Regions from separate parts of the Homo sapiens genome. Here region 2 is linked to region 1. Evidence: chromatin loops called from intact Hi-C (ENCODE). Cell type or tissue: GM12878. All regions are shown on one strand.

Evidence for each region. A loop is a pair of places that touch in the nucleus more often than their neighbours do. Peaks named below come from ENCODE experiments on the same cell type or tissue, not always from the same donor. Only the 100,000 strongest peaks of a DNase experiment are listed, where the experiment ranks them.
Region 2: a loop joins it to region 1, with 5 times the contacts of the local background. A loop is called at or near these places in 3 of 110 quality-filtered maps.

What each region holds. Positions count from the first base shown.
Region 1 is chr2:212,685,354-212,687,853 of GRCh38, forward strand. No RefSeq gene overlaps it. Among named protein-coding and RNA genes, the nearest start is that of LINC01878, 110 kb to the right of the region's middle. In GM12878, a CTCF peak has its summit at 1,131 (motif pointing right); a DNase peak (open chromatin) is centred at 1,178.
Region 2 is chr2:213,015,003-213,017,502 of GRCh38, forward strand. The region is part of intron 7 of IKZF2 (IKAROS family zinc finger 2); the gene reads right to left. Among named protein-coding and RNA genes, the nearest start is that of MIR4776-2, 90 kb to the left of the region's middle. In GM12878, no CTCF peak of the experiment used is centred here; a DNase peak (open chromatin) is centred at 959; H3K4me3 peaks cover 2,243 bases; H3K27ac peaks cover 2,500 bases.

The DNA of each region.
Region 1 (2,500 bases):
TAAATTCTAAATGTCTGTCAAAAGATATCTGATTGGAATATAATAGCTCTCAGTGTCAGGAATATTCATTGTTCATAGGAGTACTAGAGATTACATACATAAAGGAAAGGAAGAAATAGTTTTTTTCATCATTTAACTGGGATATTGGGTGTCCCAATTTTATCTTTTTAATCTAAATGAAAAATTTTCAAATTCAAAACAGGTGGTATAGTGAAATTGCCTGTATATGGACTTCTTTACCTAAAGCATATAAATTTTCAGTCTACCAAAATGAAGCAAAATTAACAGAAAACTGTGGCTTGGGCTGTCTTTAAAGTGGAAAGTTCCACCAATCGGTTGACACTTTTTCTTCTTTTTACATGCCCCTATTATGAGTATTATATAGCACCCTAACACCTATATTCATTACTTTTTTTTTTTTTTTTTTTTGAGACAGAGTCTCACTCTGTCACCAGGCTGGGGTGCAGTGGCATGATCTCGGCTCACTGCAACCTCCGCCTCCTGGGTTCAAGCGATTCTCCTGCTTCAGTCTCCCAAGGTGCTGGGACTACAGGCGTGTGCCTGTGTTTTTAGTAAAGACGGGGTTTCATCATGTTGGCCAGGATGGTCTCGATCTCTTGACCTCGTAATCCGCCTGTCTTGGCCCCCCAAAGTGCTGGGATTACAGGTGTCAACCACCGTGCCCTGCCTATATTCATTAATTTTACAAATGCATATTAAAACAAAAAACCTAGAACCCTGGATACTGATCATGATATGCATTATTCACCAAATCTAAAAGACTATATGTGGAACAATTTATGTTTGTATTATCTTAAATTAGATTTGATTTAATATCCCCTTCACAGGTGTAAATTAGGGAAAAGGTGGGAAGGAAGATTATTTCATTACTACTTTTTTTTTTTAAAATAACAGGTATTATTTAGATCACCAAAATAAAGTATATAAACATATAACGTTCTTTTTGGGCACCAGAAATGTGCCTTAGTTACACTGTAATCATTAAGGACACAGAAGAATGGGCAACGTGTTTGAAAATAATATTGCCATTTCTTTAATTCTTTTTAAAAAAGTTTATGAAAAAATTGCTTTGGGTTCCTAAAAGACATGCGAATATATGTCACTCCACAAGGTGGCGGAAGCGTGCCATGCATTGTTCTTTTGTGCTGGCTCAAAATGTGTTTTACTATTTAATCCTCTTTATTCAGCGGTCATAGTGCTGTTTTCTACCATAAGAGTTCACGCTTCACAGAGCCATCTTTTTCTTAGGCAGTGCTTGCTGGTACACAAGCTATGTATGTTACATGCAAAGTTCAATAGAATCAGGACAATCCTAAGCAAATACAATTTAAAACATATTCAGTAACCTTTCCTGAGAGACTACAGTTATAGCTTTGACTTTATTGTTCTGGACTCTCTGAATCCCAGGGCACCGAAAGTTTTTGCATTTCTAGTTTTAAAACATATTTTACAACATATCTTTAGAAAATTCCTCTTCATCTGTGTCCCAGAATAGTATCGACGATACCTCCTCATAATAAGTGTAAACTAGAGGTCCTTAAAGGCTTTGCAGTTTGCAGTGACCAGAAGTAAACTACTTTTTATCACTGTGGAAAAAAAAAAATTCATTCCTGGCCAACATGGTGAAACCCCGTCTCTACTAAAAGTACAAAATTTAGCCGGGCGTGGTGGCCTGTGCCTGTAGTCCCAGCTACTGGGGAGGCTGAGGCTGGAGAATCGCTTGAACCCGGGAGGCAGAGGTTGCAGTGAGCCGAGATCACACCACTCTGCACTCCAGCCTGGTGACAGAGTGAGACTCCATCAAAAAAAAAAAAAAAAAAAAAAAAAAGGAAAAATTCAGTTTTATCCTATCTCAGGAGGATAAAGTACCTAAAACTCCACTTTTAGAGAGTTATTCTTTTGGGTAAAATGTTGCCTTCTGTACTTGGTCTTCGAAAACACAGATTCTTCTGCTGGAGTAACATTAAATTTCTAGCGGCTCCATCATCGGCTTTGTGACCTTCGGTAAATTACTCCAACTTTTTTTTTTTTTTTTTTTCTTTGAGACAGAGTTTCGCTCTGTCGCCCAGGCTGGAGTGCAGTGGCGCGATCTCGGCTCACTGCAAGCTCCTCCTCCCCGGTTCACGCCATTCTCCTGCCTCAGCCTCCCGAGTAGCTGGGACTACAGGCGCCCGCCACCACGCCCGGCTAATTTTTTGTATTTTTAGTAGAGACAGGGTTTCACCGTGTTAGCCAGGATGGTCTCGATCTCCTGACTTCGTGATCTGCCCGCCCTGGCCTCCCAAAGTGCTGGGATTACAGGCGTGAGCCACCGCGCCCGGCCAAATTACTCCAACTTTCTGTATTTCAATTTTTCCATGGGTGAAATAGAGGAAATAGTAGGATCTACCTTCCTTAGTTGTTCTGAGAATTCACTTAACTAAGATAATTCACATAAACACCTTGCATGGACCTGGCACATAGCAAGGGCCTAACAAAT
Region 2 (2,500 bases), 330 kb after region 1:
ATAGTCCCACTGTGTACAAAAAAATGTAGTCTCATTTATAAGGGGATCCTCTTGGCAGACACAAAAATAAGTGAGAAAGCAAGAGATGAAAGGTAGGAAAATTCAGTGCACAATTCAGTTGATGTATTTAATAACCAATAGGTTACCAATTTTGAAGAAAATGAAACATAGTGTGAAAAAATGTTTTCATGATTTGGACATGTTTAAAGAAATCAACATTCCATCCAAGTTTTGATTAACCTATAGATGGGTCAAAAAAATTGAATTGTAATCTACATTTAATAAGAAGTCCTCTGGCTATGAATAGCAAGGGATTGTGCAATTATTAGATGTTAATTTGGAAAAAAGTTTCAAGGTGAGACTGAGGAACAAGGAAACAGATCATTGTCTGCACTATATCATTAATGATGTTATCACATTGAAAAAGTATGTCCCAAGATATTATGTATAAAACATTATATTCTCTTTTAGTAACAACTAAAAAAGTGACACAAAAGTAAAAGAGTCAACAAAAAAGCAAAGAATTTCAAAAACATTCAAGGATGACCAATTCACGTAAGGGGAGTCAGAAGAATGGCACAGTGGTGGTGGTGTGGTGGAGAACCAGGTAATGAGATACAAATTGTGGTCAAAATCTTAACTTTTTGTTTGGATGATGGATTTACAAGCACTTACTACATTATTAGAAATAACAATAAAACTAAAAAGCAGTCCAAGTATGGACCAAAGATGAAAATATGTCAGACCAAGATCCAAAATGAAAGAATTTGGCAAGAAAAAAAAAATGTTGTTGTAAATTTTGCTAAAAAACTAGCAAAACTGGTTAACGGGTTTGCCCCCAAAATTAAATATGCTAATTTGTTCTGAAATGAGTAGTCCAAAACCTGGCAGTTTTGCTCTAAGTTTCACCCTGAATTTTCATATTTGAACGCATTTAACACTCAAAACGAAACCTGGGTGTGGGAACTGTCCCACACCACATCCACCTCAATTCAGATGATTTGTCCCGAGTTCAATGAAGCTCATGTGAACTGAAAATGATGATTTTGGCAGAGTTCTGATCTAATTTCTACTTTACAATAGCCCTTTTCATGTCAAAAATTGATCTTGTTTCTACCACATCGGCAATAATAATAACTGACGTATACTATGTGCTGTGTGCTGTTTTAAGGCTTTGCATTTAATAATTAATTTAATTCATCCAGAAACTCCATGAAATAGGTGTAATACCATCTTCACTGTACAGATGAGAACAGAAAGACCCAGAGATGTTAAGTAATTTCCTCAGGGTTTACATCTAGTTAGTAGAGAATGTTATTACTACTAGGAGTCTGGCTCCAGAGCCTGGCTCAACCATTACGCTATACTACTCTTTGTAGAGGTATTTTGAGCATTGACTTTTTGTAAACCAGTCAGACATATTTGTAAGGTCTGCCATTGGGTAAAGACCTGATACATTTTTCCTTAATTATGTAACCAATCTGATTTTGTTTTGCTTCATGGATCTGGGTGCAACTCATCAAAATATTTCTGTGTATACATTGCTAGAAACATAAAACAAATTCTCTAGATATCTCAATAATGCATTAATCACATAGACATTAATCTGGGCTAAAGATATACCAATAAGGTAACTTCCCCTGTTTGAACAAACTTTATAACCAAACATCCTCTTTGACCTTATATTTGAGGTTATAACCAAGATAAAAACATAATTCCATTAGATCACTGTTTCATCACGTTGATAACCATAACGGCAAAACCATAAGTGTATTCCCAATGTATTCTTTTGAAAAACCAAACAGTTCACCCAAATTCAAATTCCAAGTCTGAGGGACCTAGGTTAGATCACATGTCTAGCTCCTGAGCAGGAGAGGGCAGAGTACCTGGACTGAGGGTCCCACCACAGCTACATGCAACAGGAAAGTTCTCTAAAGGTAAATGGGCACTCTTGTTATCAAGAGAAGGAGGAAGGGATGTCAGGCAGGCAAAAACAACAGATGTCTTCTATATTGTTGCAAATTTTCTCCGTGTTACCCGATCTAAAAAAAAAACTTTACAGTTATCTTAGTTATTTTCTTGACAGCATTTGGCAGTGCTGACACTTGCTTTGGCTTCTGTGAAATCACTCTTTCCATGTTCCTACTCTGCTCTTACTCATCTTCATGAAATTTTTTTCCTGCTAGTGTGTTCTTGGCCTTCTTGATGTCTCACTCTGTACTTATCCGTATTGCCTTATTAAAAACTACTACGTTGGGCCACTACATAAATTATGATGGATCCTGCATCTTTGTTTCCTACTCAGACCCCTCTCAAGAGCTTGAGATCTATATATTTAACATCTTCCTAGACAGTTTTATTTGCCTATTTCATGGAGACATAAAAGAATATAGTAAAAGAAGTAAAATCTCCATTTACCTTTCTTTCTTCTATTTTCCTAATTACCATATCACTGAATGACACTACTAATTACCATATCACTGAATGACACTACTATTTA